2 separate regions of the Homo sapiens genome follow, and region 2 is linked to region 1. Evidence: chromatin loops called from intact Hi-C (ENCODE). Cell type or tissue: PC-3. All regions are shown on one strand. Each heading gives the region's core, and the rest is flanking DNA. Links, peaks and the distances in the headings are about the cores only.

What was found. Peaks named below come from ENCODE experiments on the same cell type or tissue, not always from the same donor. Only the 100,000 strongest peaks of a DNase experiment are listed, where the experiment ranks them.
Region 2: a loop joins it to region 1, with 3 times the contacts of the local background. A loop is called at or near these places in 1 of 110 quality-filtered maps.

Annotation. Positions count from the first base shown.
Region 1 is chr2:7,821,323-7,829,142 of GRCh38, reverse strand. LOC105373408 (a long non-coding RNA gene) reads left to right here. Exons shown (of 4, transcript XR_922750.1): 2 at 607-787; 3 at 4,519-4,655. Among named protein-coding and RNA genes, the nearest start is that of LINC01871, 99 kb to the right of the region's middle. In PC-3, for the core only: no CTCF peak of the experiment used is centred there; a DNase peak (open chromatin) is centred at 3,322; H3K4me3 peaks cover 415 bases; H3K27ac peaks cover 2,710 bases.
Region 2 is chr2:7,505,946-7,513,765 of GRCh38, reverse strand. No RefSeq gene overlaps it. Among named protein-coding and RNA genes, the nearest start is that of LINC01871, 220 kb to the left of the region's middle. In PC-3, for the core only: a CTCF peak has its summit at 3,251 (motif pointing left); no DNase peak of the experiment used is centred there; H3K27ac peaks cover 2,013 bases.

The DNA.
Region 1 (7,820 bases), core at 1,447-6,446:
CACACAACACTAAATTATTTAGGGAAATAATAAGACTAGAAAGAATGCAGGAGAATAATAGTAAAATATTCAAAGTGATGCTTATCTTTGGTACTGAGGTTGAGGTTTTGCATTGGGAATGATCACATGTGGCCTCCAAATCTCGGATAAAAGTGTTTTTACTATGCTGGGTGACATGCTTATATTTTTTATATACATGTACACTTTCTTTATATTCTTTTATATGCATAGTATCCACACAATAAAACAAAAAATTAGGAATCAAATCAGAAGTAAAAAGTAAACAAGGCACATCTCACATTTAGAAGGCAGTGTGCTTTGGGATGGTGCAAAGGTCTGAGAGGTGGCCAGGGAAAAGATGGCCAAAATGCGGATGGGGTGAAGACCATTGACTTTATGGAGGTCAAGAATTCAGCAGGTCCATATCTTTGGGTAGTCAACAAGGTGAGTATAGACAGCAACCAGGACGATCTGAGGCATCGACAGCATGTGGAACTGAGAAGGCATTGGGGTCTCTTTGCATGTAGGGGTCTACACATTGGATGCTGTTGGGAACAGCACTGGGGAAAGCCTTCACTCATTTTCAGTCACTCGTTTTTCTTCCAGAGGAGGGTCCCAAAGCTGTAAGAGAGAAAACTACTTGAGCAGAGGCCCCAGCTGGGCTGGTGGCCCCGAGGCTGACTGCGGTGTGTGCTCCTCCCTCAGGAGGCCATTGCCTTGCTTGACATCTCCTGGGCAAGTCTCCACAGAACCTCTTATCAAACTCCAAAGTCATCTTCTTCCACACGTATGTTCTAGTTTGAGTGGAAATGACAATAACCACGTTTGCGTAACCTACTGATTATGCCCAATGGATGGCAAGAGCTTTGTGTTGAGTGGCTCGTGTGTGCTAATTCTAATTATTCCCCATGATTTTTCTGTACAGTAGTTAGTTTCCAGACTGATGACGGGAAGAGTGCTCAGTGCAGATGGGAAATGCTTATTATGCTAATTGAGTTCTGCGTTGTTAGTGGAAATTATTAACTGGAGATGTTAGCAATACCTCTGGTAGAATTAAGGGGGTGACAAAGTAAAAGGCCAAGATAAATGGCACCATGTCTGTAGGATGGACTGGGCCAGGGCTCCAAGTTCAAAGGAAGAAAATAGAGATTTTGTTTGTTAAAAATTTTAATTTAAAGGGTATCACATTTTTATAGTAAAATTTACTGGAAAAGAGATAAAATGATAGGGAAATGGTTTCTGTTTATTTACTAATTCTAAATATGATAATTGCATTAAAATATAGTATTTTAACAAGAAGACACTTAGGAAATGTCAAGAAGAATAAAAGAGCAATAATCCAATGTAAACTCTAATATAACATCCATATAGTTAGACAGGAACACTGAACAAAAAAAGAAGAAAAGAAGTCAGATAGAAGAAGAGTCTCTAACAACATGTACAGAGGACAGTTGTTGAAACTAGTTGAAAAAATAACTTTAACTCCTACCAATATTCTGAAAAGCCAGAAATTGATTGTTTTTCTAGAAAAGTATAGATTAAAAATGGATTCAAGCAGGTAAATAATTTGAACATACCAATAAACATGGAAGGCCTTAAAAAATTCAAAGAATTCACTTTAATGAGTGTCCTGAAACGAGACAGTTCTAAAATTATGTTTTTTCATGCATTTGTGTTTTAGGTAAATCTGGTGTTTCATAGTATATTCCATAGAATATGATGGCGAGTAGGGAAAGAAAAAGAAATTTTATTTTATTTAATTATGAAGATAGCATAACCCTTATACTAAAATCTGAAAAATAAATTATAGAAAAATTATAGATCATCTTAATTTGATATGCTAATATCTATAATGAAATTAAACAATAAGGTATAAATATCCGTAACGAAATTGAACAGTAGAATATATAAAATATTAAAACCAGAAAGGGCTTATAACTCAGGAATTAAATAATCCTTCTCTATTAATTAATGTATAGCTACTTCACAATATACATTTCAAGAAAGATAACATATATTTAAAAATATGGTAGGTGTTAAAAATACTTGCTAAATGTTCATTTCCGTTTAAAAATGTAGTGTTACATAGTAGAATGGTAGCCTTTCAAAACATATGCCCACATCCTATTCCCTGGAACCTGCAACCTTACTTGGAAACAGAATCTTTGCAGATGTAAACAACTTAAAGACCTCGAGATGAGATCATCTGTATTATTTGAGTGGGCCCTAAATCCAATGACAAGCATATTATAAGAGACACACAGACGAAAGGCAGGCACAATACTAGGAAGCAACTAACCAGAGAGGCAGAGATTGGAGTGATGCGGCCATAAGCCAAAGGCCAGCTGGAGCTGCCAGAAGCTGGAAGAGGCAAAGGAAGAAAGTATCTGTTGCTTTGGAGGCACTAAAAGGACACCTTGATTTTGGACTGCCGGCCTCTAGAATATGAAAGAACACATTTCTGTTATTTTAAACCACCAGTTGGTGGTAAGTTTTTACATCAGTCTCAGAAAACTAATTTAAAAACTTTAAAGTATTAATAGATGGATACTTATGTATTATGATGAAAAGTATCTATCTGCCAACGCTGGACTCTGTAAGTGCTTAAAATATAACTGCAACTTCTCCTGGATAGAGCAAAGGATTTGATTGCTAAATCTTTTGGACCAATCATGAGTTTATGACAGTGGACAAGTTTGCTTGTAGGTAAACCTCACTTTCTTCATCTCTAAAACGTGGTTAACAAAACACCATTCAGAGTAATTATTACAATTTGACATAATGCATTAAAAAGTTTACACAGTTCCCAGCACACAATAAGCACGTGATAAATATATTCCATACACACAGATACACAAAAGGACATGGTACCTGGGGCCACGCTGATTGACATCTGGCAGCTTCTAATTTCATTATGTGGTTCAGTAAGACAAGTGCTATTGTACAAAAGTAAAGCTAACAAGCTTAAACCAAAGTTTATTTTTTTCTTCATATGACTCAAAAAGAAATAACATCAAAGAAAAATCAGTTACAATTACAAAATGACTAAACTATAAGAAAAGTGTAAGGACCTTTTGTATCGGCTATGAATGAGAACATACTTTCCCAAAAGCTGTCTTTAAAAGCTGTGAACACCAGAGAAAAGCAGTGCCGCACACCCAGGTGCTCTCTGTGGGCGTGCTCTGCAGATGACTTGGGGTTAGGAAAGTGAGTTTCTAGAATTCTTGGCTTGTGCATCTGAGAGGTACTTTCCTCGGCTTGTTTGTTTTGCGTGAAGAGTTGCTAGGAATGATTCAGAATGTACATGTTTGTGTAGTGAAAGTCCTGGGGTTCTGGCATCCAGTGAGGGTCCTGGCCCCTGTACAAAGTCTTCTTTCTCATGTGGGAGCTGGCTGCTCCCCGGAAGTGGGTATAAAAGTCAGACAGCATTCCTCTCATTCCCAACCAAACAGGTCTCTCACAGAGAGGGAAATAAATGTCCCACTGGCCTGTGTGGGGGCGTTCCGGAAAAGGGCCTATTTCCATTCTCCAGGCACTTCTACAACTGCCCTGATGTCTGGAAGAGCCTTCGTGATTGGTGAAAATACAACTGATTTTCTAGTAGAAATATAGCTTCCCTCCAGAAGATCTATTCCACCTGAGCAAGAAGCTGGTTCTTTAGGCTGAGGATGGTATGGAGACTGTCTTAGTCTGTTTTGTGCTGCTATAACAAAATACCAGAGACTGAATAATTTGTAAATAACAGAAATGTATTCCTCACAGTTCTGGAGGCTGGGAAGTCGAAGACCAAGGTGCCAGCAGATTTGGTGTCTGGTCTGTTTCTAAGGTGGCACCTTGTTACTTCATCTTCCAGAAGATACAAAGGATGTGTCCTCACATGACAAGGCCAAGTGAGCTGAATACTGCTTGAAGTCTCTTCTATAAAGGCCTCAATTCCATTCTCAAGAGAGGGGCCCTCATAGCTTAATCACCTCTTAAAGGTCTCATCTCTTACTACCACCACATTGACCATTAAGATTCAACACCTGAAGTTTGGAGGGGACCCATTCCAACCCTAGCAGGGATTACCTCTCCTGTCCTTCCACTCATCAGTGAAAGGATGCCTCTGTCCCCCTCTCCTGTTTCTGGACCTATTAGATTTAAGGACATTTAGAAAGGGAGAAATGGCTGAGGAAGTTAAAAAAAAATGGTTTGATAAACTGTGGAATAAAAATAATCTCCATAGAACTTAATTGGTACTTTTTACTTGAGGGAAATCCATGTGGCCCCAGTTAGCATGATTATTTTTGGTCATGCTTGACATCTATGTTTGCAAGAATATTAATTTATTTGGCTGACAAGCCATGAAATGTCTATCTTTATGTTTCCCATTTGGTTATTCATCCTATGCATTAGGGAAAACACAAAGAAACCTAAAGACACCAGTAGGTGGTCCAAGTGGGGAGGCAAACACTGGCAACTGACACATCTTGCTATGTGTAAAAATCTATGCTCACGTCGCTCTGTTTTATTCCACAGGTTGTGCTATTAGAGATTAGAGGAGTTAATGTAGGTGCAGCTTCCTCACAGAAAATGCAAGACACACAAGGGCTGCTTTCAGCATTCTGCTTGATCGTGCACAGCTAGACGCAGAGCACTCAGGAGCACACAGGAGGGTAATAAAAATCACATCCACCATGCTTTCTGGTTTGCAAAAGCCCTTTGGGAATGTCATCTCATGTGCCTGAATGCAGTGCTCCCTACCTCTGCTTCTCACAGTGGGGTTCTCCTTCCAGATCCTGGTGTCCAGGAGAAACCTAGACATGGTCTTTATCACATTCAGACACTTCTCCATCTGCATGAGCAAGTACAGGATAAGGTGCTATGTTTTACTATCTTTGTACTGTCAGGGATGCAGATGGATAAGTGGTATTTTGGCACTAATTTGCAAAGCTAAAGGCCCCAGCTCCTAGTTACAAAGAATTTTTTGCTTCTCTTTAGTGGTTTCCATAGCAGTGTGTTTCTCCCCACAGAACAAGCTCTGGAAGAATTAGCACAAGAGTTTTGGAGATGATACTACTTGTTTCATTTTACAGTGCTTACCCTTTGACAATAGCTGCGTTCTTTGCTACATCTGAGGTTCATGATATTTTTATACCAAATCAAGAACTTAATTTAAAATACTGTCCAAAATAACATCTCATACAAACTTGGAAATCTTGGGAAAAAAAAATAACCAACCATTATGAAACTTTTAACCCACTCTATAATTTCAAGGGATAAAAAGCTCTTTATGTGAAAATGTATTGATAACATTTTGCCAAACACACAAGGACTCGAATCTTTCCCATGATGAAAAGATTTCTTCACCCATTGGGAAGATGTGTTTGCTTCTTATTTCATTCAACAAACACTTACTACACACAAGGTACATGCCAGCATTGCTTCAACCCTTGGAGATATACAGCCCTAGGACATTGTCCTCAAAGAACAGCAAGAGTGTAGTGTGAGATTTTTTAAAAAGGAAAAGATGAAGGCAATATGGCAGTGGTTGAGGGAGGGCTTTCCAGTGTCTGTGGAGTATGATGGAGGGGCACGGAGGTGGGGGTGGCCGTCCTCACTCCTCCGTCTGCGTGGAGGGTCAAAAGAGGAAATATACCAGCATGTGCTGGATTTGTACTATAAGCCAGACACTGCACTGTGCTGGTGGACACTCCAGCCTTACACCTTGCAAGTATGTTTGTACATATAGATTTTAAGAATTCAACAATTCTAGGAGATAGCTAGCCTTAATCCCATTTTCCAAATGATAAAACTCAGGCCAAAAGTGTTCCCAAATATATTCCTTACCCATCCCATTCTAAAGCCAAGTGTTGTAACACCGCTTCACCAGTCTTCAAAAATATGTAGCAATTGTCCAGATTTCACCATGAGCAAATGGACAAATGCCCAAATTAGCAAAAGTCGGGGTTAAATTTTGGAATAACATTAATTCAGGATTAATTAGGATTAATCAATTAATTAGGATTGAGATGGGAAAGGAGCAGCGGCAGATTGGGCAACCCTGGCATGCTTCAGTCAGGAAGGAAAACTAAATGTGGGTTGGTGCCGAAGGATTTTATAATGGGGACGGATGTTTTTAGGCGATAGCAGGTAGACACTGCATTGACAGGTGAAAATAGGGAGCTGTTGCCCAGGGAAGACCCCTTCATGCCCTGGCTATGAGATGCAGAGGAGTCATTGTTGTACTGGCTTCATGATTCTTCAGGTACCAAAGTCTGAAAACAACATTGGGTTTAGTTCTGGAGGCCCGGGTGATCCCTTCCTTCCAATCAATTGCTCTTCCTTCTGCGGAAGAACTGAATAAAGAGGGAACTTTCCATGAGGCTGAAATGTCATCCTTTGATCTCCAATCCACTATGCACCTGGACTGGACTAGCCTCATGACACCAGGATAGGACCTAATTCCAGCATTCAAGCAACTCCATGTCTGTACATATAAAACATGATTAAGGGGCAATCAAATAAGGACCACCACCCCTTCTGCCTGGCTGGACAGCAGTCCTGGAGGGCAGTCAGGTCCCTGGTGGCTGCTCCTGCTGCTGCTCAGCACCAGGTGGGCACAGTGGTCCAGGAGGACTGTGGCCTCCACACTCCTAGACGGGGAAAGCCCCCATGTGGAGGCTCCCGCTTTGCAAGGGATTTGGGGGATTGCCTCTACAGGAGCTTTTTCAAATATGCATCAAGTGTAGACAGTTCTGCAGGCCTGGGACTTCTGGACATCCCGGACTTTAGTCTTTCAGGCTCAGCTCAGGTGCAATGGGTAGGCAGAGGCTTTGTTAGTGCTTTGGACCTCCTGGGACCTCCTAGGAGTTAGCAACTGTCATGTCCACAGCAAACCCTTGCTGCTTATGTCCTTGGACCTTGGGCACACGGCTCATCTGGAGGCTAGAGGGTGAGCAGATTCTGAACAGGGTGCAGTTGGGAGGTCCAACACCCCTCCTGGGCTCAATCAGTCACCTCCTTCCTGGTTATGGCTGGGACCAAGGCGCTGGGACCCTGGAACTGTGTGACCTGGGGCCTGGGACCCAGGCACTGAGACCTCAAGCTGTGACCAGGAGCTGCACCCAGGGAGCTGGGTGGGCAGGTGGAATTCTGGGCACAATCTTTGCCAGCTTTATCTTCCTGAGCAATGTAGAATAAGAACAGGGATAAGGGCTTCTCTGTCTGATTTCTGAGTAAAAGGGAACTGTCTATATTTTCACCGTTACGTATGATATTTGCTATAGATTCTGGTTTTCCTATTTCTAAAGTACTCAGTTTTCATACTAGCAGATTATGAATCTTATATGTAATTTTTCTGCAACTAGTATGAATATTTTTCCTTTTGACATCTATATATATGGTAAGTTTGTTAACACATTTGTAATGTTGTCATTTCAACCTTTAATTCCTGAATTATAACAAATTTGGCATGGTCTATTGTATTTTTTATTTTTTTTTGAGATGGAGTCTTGCTCTGTTCCCCAGGCTGGAGTCTTGTGGTGCAATCTCGGCCCACTGCAACCTCCACCTGCTGGGTTCAAGCGATTCTCCTGCCTCAGCCTCCTGAGTAGCTGGGATCACAGGTGCGCGCCACCATGCCCAGCTAACTCTTATATTTTTAGTAGAGGTGGGTTTTCACCATGTTGGTCAGGTTGGTCTCAAACTCCTGATCTTATGATCTGCCCACCTCAGCCTCCCAAAGTGCTGGGATTACAGGCTTGAGTCACCGTGCCTGGCTGGTCTATTGTATTTTTATGTATATTACTTAGATTCAATTTCCCAATATTTTGCTAAGG
Region 2 (7,820 bases), core at 1,225-6,224, 320 kb after region 1:
TGAAATAAGAAATACATGTTTTAAAAAAACTAAGTTCGTAATAATATGTTATGGCAGCAAAGGAAACAATTGTAGCACCCTACCAGCTGGCTAGTAGCCCTAGTTGTGGTCAGCCTAGTAGATCTTTTCTTCCCTTGTCCCTCTCCCAGTGTTTATCTATTTCATTACTTCAGAGCTGCATCTGCCACAGTTAGAACATTATATATTTTAGTCACAAAATTCAACTCGCCAAGGGTCCTCAGAGAACACCCTCCCTCTTTCCTATTTTTTAACGAAGTGTCTCCATCACAAAATACTACTCTTGAGCCAAACTCACTATGACTAATTTAAAGATTGTGTAAAATTAATTCATGGACTGATATTTCCTATATACTCAGTTATAACCAATAATGAACAAATCTAGTCATTTCTTTTTCAACAACAACTTGTATTTTACTATAAATTAATGTATTCTTATGTTTAAAGTGCCTGTGGTATCATAAGCACTTGGCATAATTTATTAGGAAGTGGTGTTAATGGGGGCCACACAGCAGTGTGATTGGGACCTCGAAGTCCTCCTCTGTATGACTGTGCTGCTTCCTGGACATGCACACAGCAGCAATGGATAAGGCAGTCACTTTCCAAAAAACCAGAGTGAGTCTGATTTTAGCAAATATTTTGCTTCTTTTTTCCTTCCCTCCAAAGAGCTGTTGAGAAATATGTTCCTTGATTTTGCTGTAGCTTATCCTTCTGTAATAGTTTTCTATTGCTATGGAGCAAATTACTACAAACTTAGCAGCTTTCCACAACACACATTTATGATCTCACAGTTTTTCTGGGTTAGGGGTCCAGGCATGGCTTGGCTGGATTCTTTACTTTAGGATCTTACTAGGGTGAAATCCAGGTATTGGCTTGGGCTGAGTTCTCATTAGAATCTTGACTGGGGAAAGATTCAATTAACTTTCATGCAGCTTTGAGTCTGAGGTTCTCTTTTTCTTGCTGGCTGTTAGGCAGAGAACATACTCAGCTGGAGAGGCTGCCATGTGATCCTCTCATAGCCCTTCCTAAAGACCCTCTCCCAATGTGGCCACTCACTTCTTTAAGACCAGGAGCATAATCTCTCTTGCTTCAAATCTCTCTCTTATTAAGGTCTTACCTGCTTTGATCAGGTCTACCCAGGATCAGGGCCTTTGATTAACTCAAAGTCACCTGATTAGGAACCTTAATTGCTTTTGCAAAATCCCTTCACTTACCCAGGAAAGTGAAAGCCCACCATATTCACAAGCTCCACCTGTAAGGGAAGTACACCAGAGGACAGGGTCTGTGGCGCATCTTAAAATTTTGCCAGCTACACCTTCCTCAAACCAACCTGAGGAGAAGTGCTGGAAAGAAACAATGCATCCTGAGTAATAAGAACCCCTACAGAATAAAATAACCAAGGGTTAAGGACAAAGACAGTCTGGTATTAGCATATTTACTGGACACAGCTCAATTGTGTAACTTAGAAAGAGATCTCTTGTTTCTAAAGAGGGGAAAATTGGAAACTCAGGGAAGAGAAGAGTATGTTTCAGTTGTGCATTAAACATCTGGTAATTTCCTATAGTGGTTATGAACTCAAGCTCTGGACTCAGACATATCGCACTGGAATGCCAGTGCCACTACAGAACATGATGTCTTAACCAAGAGTCTGAACTTCTTGAACAATGCGTAAGAATTCATTGAGCATTTCCTGGGTCATAGGTACTAAGCTAAGCTCTTTATCTAAGTGAATTAAATAATAGTCTTAGCAGTTCTATGTGATAATTATTTATCACGTTAGGCACTGAGGCTTGGGGAGATCACGTAGTATGACAAAGCACATTAAACAGTGGAGGCAGTTTGAACCCTGCCCATGTGACTTCCAAGCCTTCACGCTTTACCACTACCTATAATGGTCTCTAAACTTCAGCTGCCTTAACAAACCTGGTACAGTGGGCACTCCTACCAGGGTTGCGGTGAAGACAAATTAAGCTAATGTGGGGCAGTGATCCAGCATGGTGCCACATGGTGGCTTCTAGGGCAGGGACCCGCAAGCTTATCTATAAAGAACCAGCAAGCAAACATTTCAAGCTTTGCACATCACACTATTTCTCTTTGCAGCTAAACAGCTCTGTTGTTGAAGAATGAAAGCAACAATACACAATAAGTTAACAGATGGGTGATATTGTATTCTAAGAAAACTTTATATACAAAAGCAGGCAGACCCCTGCTCCAGGACAGCAAATTAAAAAATCAAGCAGCTCATCTATCCATTTTTGCTGGAGAAAAATACTTTTTAAAATCATGCTGTAGTGTTCCTTAAATATGTCTCTTAATATGGAATTTTATCAAATAAACTTATTTAAGTAGCCAGTACTATAGGATTTAAAAAAATATATTTTTACTATGTGTAAGATCATTTCTAACAAGCTAATATAAAAGTAATTTTCTCATTTAATGGTTTCATTGGGTTGTTCAACCACTGAGCAGAAACTGAGCCACTCTGCTTTCTGTAGGCACTTGACTGTTGGCTTCCTTACGTGCGATCTGTCTTCCTGAGTTGATGTTGTGCCACACTTTCCTGTTCTTTAATGTCCTATAAGAAGATATACATTTATTATTTCATTTTCCTCTTCCATGCATTGTCTTCATATTTTTGCCCACTCTTCTTACATCTCTGCCTGAATCCCTGGTGATTCATTGTATCCTTAAAGATTCAATAAAGAGATAAGCTGCATGTTAACTTGAACAGGGGACGCTTAATATAAAGAATTTATTAGATATAACAGGGGATTGGAATACAGCTGGTAGAAGAAAAGAGAACTCTAAGGGATCTAGAAATAGAAGATATAAGGAGGCACCACTAGCCCTAGGGCGGAGAAAGAGTCCCCAAGAAAGTGCACCTCCTCCCCCGCAAGGCTGAGGCACAGACTTTGTTGAGGAGGGCACAGCTGTGGGCCACCACATGGCAGGTAAGACACTGGGGTACTGCACTGGCAGAACCTGATGGAAATCCACCCTCAGGGATTTGCACTAAATGGACCCCCTCAATTGCAGGGGAAAGCCATTCATAGTGAGGTGCTCACTAGAGGCTCAATGCTAAAAGCATGCCCATGGGCAACGCCAGGATAGGCAGCTAGCCACGGCACACTGCAGGAGCCACGCCCTAGAGAGGATGAGCACCCTGCAGGCTGCCTGCCAGGCAAGCACCAGAACCAGAATACAAAATCCATGCTTCCTGCAATGTCTCTACCACCCTCTACTGACAAAGTTTAATGTCATGGCAGCCAGCAAAGAAAAGATAAATAAATGAAAGGCCCAGATTCATTTCCACAAAGCAGACAAAAGGGATATATTTGGAGCTGATCGGCAATAAATCAATAATGAACACACTCATTTTCCATCTCATCTTTTGTTTTACACATGGTGCCTATGTTTTCTGTATTTTGTCAACTTGAAGTAAATACGTTTTCAGAATCTCTTGGTGTTTCTGTACCATATTGTTTTCATGGCCCATTGGGCAATGCTGCCAATCCTCTGGGAAATTTTGCTGTGAATGATGAGGCAGTTTCTCTGCAGGAATTATGCAGCTCACCCGCAGTCTTCTGCCATGCCTTGCCATTGACCCACCAGCCCCTCCATGTCCTAGGAAACATTTTAAACCCCTATGTCTTATGCAAGCCACTGACAGTTCTCCTTATGATCAATCAGAGAATTGTGTCACAGCATATTAAGGGAGCATGCACATCTCTCTACCAAAACTTTGACGTGGTGCATGTCACCAATCGGCTTCTGGTGAGCTCAACCCACCAGAGTGTTACACTGCAAAAACATATCTGAATTCTAACTTAAGTTCAAACATAAAAGCCCAGCTACTATTAAGTATATTATGGTATATCTGTTAAATAGATCAGTAAGCAACCATGAGGAAACATTTATGAATATATAATAAGATGTAAAATGCCCACAATATAAATTGAAGTTAAAAAATCAGAATGTAGGCCAGGCATGGTAGCTCATGCCTGTAATCCCAGCATTGTGGGAGGCTGAGGTGGGTGAATCACTTGAGGCCGAGTATTGAAGACAGCCTGGCCAACATGGTGAAACCTTATCTCTACTAAAAATATAAAAATCACCCAGGGGTGGTGGCTTGAGCCTGTAATCCCAGCTACTTGGGAGGCTGAGGCAGGAGAATCACTTGAACCCGGGAGGCAGAGGTTGCAGTGAGCTGAGATCATGCCACTGCACTCCAGCCTGGATGATAGAATGAGACTCTGTCTCAAACAAAAAAAAGATCAGAATGTATCATACACACCTATATAACCAACAAAATGCATTAATAGCAATTATTTCTATAGTAAGAATGTTGAATTTTCTTCTTTATATTTATATGTATTTTGATAAATTTTCTTTAATGGACATTATGTTTTAAAAGAAAAAATTAAGACTAATTTAAAACATGTGACACCTCATCTCTGTGTTTTCCCTTCCTTTCCTAAAAGATTACAGCTCCATAAAGAAAGCATTCCTAGAATTGTAGTACATACAAGAAGCTCAATAAATTCTTATTATATTGAAATTATTTGACCACATAAAATGAATAGAAGAATGCATTCTTATTTTTTTCAATGATGAAAATAAAAATCATTCTTTCAGGGCCCCTATCCTCTACTCAGCTCATGGACAACTCATTAGAAATTCTATTTCCAAGGTTTAGGGTTTTATTTTTAGTGTTAAAGAGAGAATACATTGTTTTATTTGGTGCTAGAGGCTTTGCATTTTTTTATCATTGTTCTAAGAATTAAAAAAGAGTTGTTATATTTTTAGTTAATGTGAAAGTTACATTGCCACACATCAATTTGGAAGATCTATAAATGCTACCAGGTGACCTTCAAGGAAGAAGAGTTCAAAGCTTATCTCAAAATCCATACTTGGTAGTAAATGCTTCAGCTCATATTCATTTGACCAGACATAATTGGAAGACATGAGGGGAAGTTATAGGCTTACAGGGTTCATTCTTCTAATCCTAAAAGCCTTTGTCATTAGGCTCAATGGAAGATAAACCTATTTTACCTTAAAAATGAAAGATGACATGTAACAGCTATAGACAGGATTTCCTTTTTACTCATCAGCCATCTATGTTACATGGCATAATTAATCAAATAAACATTTCTGAAATAAACATTTTTGGCATGCACACTGGGTGAAGTGAAATGTTTGAATAGCTGGGATCGATAAATCATCCTATGTAATAAAAGCTATTGGCCTTGTTTTTACCTTCCCTTTTAAGGGATTAACAAGGAACTGGCAAGAAACACAAAACTGTTGATATGGGCTTCCAGCTGGCATTGATTACAGGCTGCAGTCTAATGCTATAATGTTTTGCGTTAGTACAATTTAACTAGCGACGGCTCACCTACTGCCTCCTGGGACTTGCCAGTGGAGTGCTCTTTAATGTCATTTTGCTTTTCATCTTTGAACACATACATTCTTAAAAGACCTTGCCTAGCAAAATATTGTCCTCTTCAACATGGTTTAGTGTATATTAGTGTTGAGTTGAAAAATGCTACTTAAATCTGGTTACAAGCTTTTCTCATTCACTTGTTCACAATGTTATTGAACACTTGTGTATGCCAAGAATATGCTCAACTATAGAGATAGCAAGAAGAAAAATATTCTACCCCTGCCTTCAAGGAGATTTTAAGGGGGACAAGTATAATGATTACCATGCCAAATAATGTTAAAATAATGTAAAATCAGACTGGTTGGTTTAGACTTCCAAGGCAGAGATTAAAAGGAGTCCAGGCTGCTCACCAACTGAAACAAGACACTATACATTGACAAAGAGTTTTAAAGGTAGCCATTAAAAACAATTTATTTCATTAAATATAACACTAAGTCTGATAAGGCTAATATTGAAAGACCAATTTTTAAACGTGTTTTCTTAAACTAAAATGAGTTTTCATTGAGAATAAAGATCAGAAGAAAATATATTATATTTCCCAGAGATTGCACTGAAAGATTTGGGGGATAAAATGACAGAGTAGTTTGTAAGGAGAAGGATTGGCAAGAGTAAAAATGCATTTCTGCATCCTGGGGAGTCCAACTAATATTCCCTGGTCATTATTCCACCAATTTCCTGAGAGTGTCTAATTTGTCCCTCATAACCAACCTCTCCTGACCGCAGTATGAGACACGTATCATCACCATTCCTATCTTACCACATCTATGGAAACTGAAGCACAGGTCCAGGATAGTGCAGCAAACCATGACCGATGGGCAGACTGGGGAATTGAATTCAAACCATCCGTCTCCAGAGCCCATCATCTATCAGGCTGAGATGTGTCACAAGGCCAGGGTCCCAGAAGAGAACAAAGCAATTACTTCTGGAGGACTGAGGCAGTGCCCGCTGTGCCTGAGGAATTGTGCAGGATACTGTCACCCAGAAAGAGACTCTGTGGAAAGAGCCTGGACATGCACTCTAATCACAGGCTCTCAAGAGCACCCCGAGAAGTGCTGATGCTTCACAGAGCAGAAGACTCACACATGTCCCCTCACCATAGGAAGCCACCAGAAAAGCCATGGGACACTACTAGTTGGCCCCAGAGTTCCATGCCTTTCTTCCCTAGTAAGAAAACAGTGGCCAGGCCCAGGTCACAGGCTGGAGGTTAGATATTTGTTGGCGTCTCTTGGATCTTAGAGTGGCTGGCAATTAATTGGCACCCAAAATTGCAAATAAAAATGATGTGTGCTTGCTTGAAAGGAAATCCTCCCTTTCTATTTCACCATTCTTCCGCATTGTTCCATGTGGGTGGACCCATGGCCAGGCTCCAACCACATGGATGGCAACAATATCATAGAGGAATACAGGAGAAAAAAGATGGAAGGAATCGAGGTCCCTGAATGATCTCTTATTTTTGAGCCACACTGACAACCTGAGCTTTCTGCCTGCCTCTGATCTCTCACATAAAAGAGAAATAAACCTCTATCTTATTTAAGCCACCAACATTTTTGTCTCTTTGTTAAAGAAATATGGCCTGCACCATCAAGTCCTATAACACCTCATATTAATACTTATGAGAAATACATAAGTATTAACATTGCTGAATGGCTAATCAGACCAAATAAATGATAACATGTCCAGGATTCAGAAGTCAGAGCTGATTTGGCTGAAAGATAACTCATGCATGTGATGAACAAGGAACACATATGCAAAGGTGAAAACTATTTCTTGTATGGTAAAGTGTGCTTTACTGGATATTCACTTCTCACTGGGAGACCAATTACTTGAGTTTTATTTGAGTGAGGAAGTGAAATCCATAGAACTGAATGTATCATCTGAGATATTTTTATTGATTTTAGATCATCCGACAGTAGAGGTTGACTCATCTTAGTTGCTTGAGATATTCTTGGAGAGGTTTTCATGAAAAACACTGAACCTAAAATACTTATTTCTCAACCTCATATGTGATAGAGATTTGGACAATGGTCAGTTTAGTAGATTTTGGGTCTAAAAGGAGTTGTTAAGGAACAAAATCACTGACAGTCAAAAAGATAAATCAACCCAAGAGTAGTAACAGAATTTTCTCTCTCTGTCTCTGTCTTTCTCTTTCTCTCTCTCCCTCTGTGTGTGTGTGTGTGTGTGTGTGTGTGTGTGTGTATTTCCAATCACTAGGACTCAACATATACTGGAGCCTCACCATTACAAGACGCTTAAATATAACCGATTAAAATTTTTAAAGATTTGTCAACACTTGGATGAGTTTATGAGAAATAATAAAAATTTTCAGGACCAAGAATAAAGGAAGAACTTAAATCTAGTG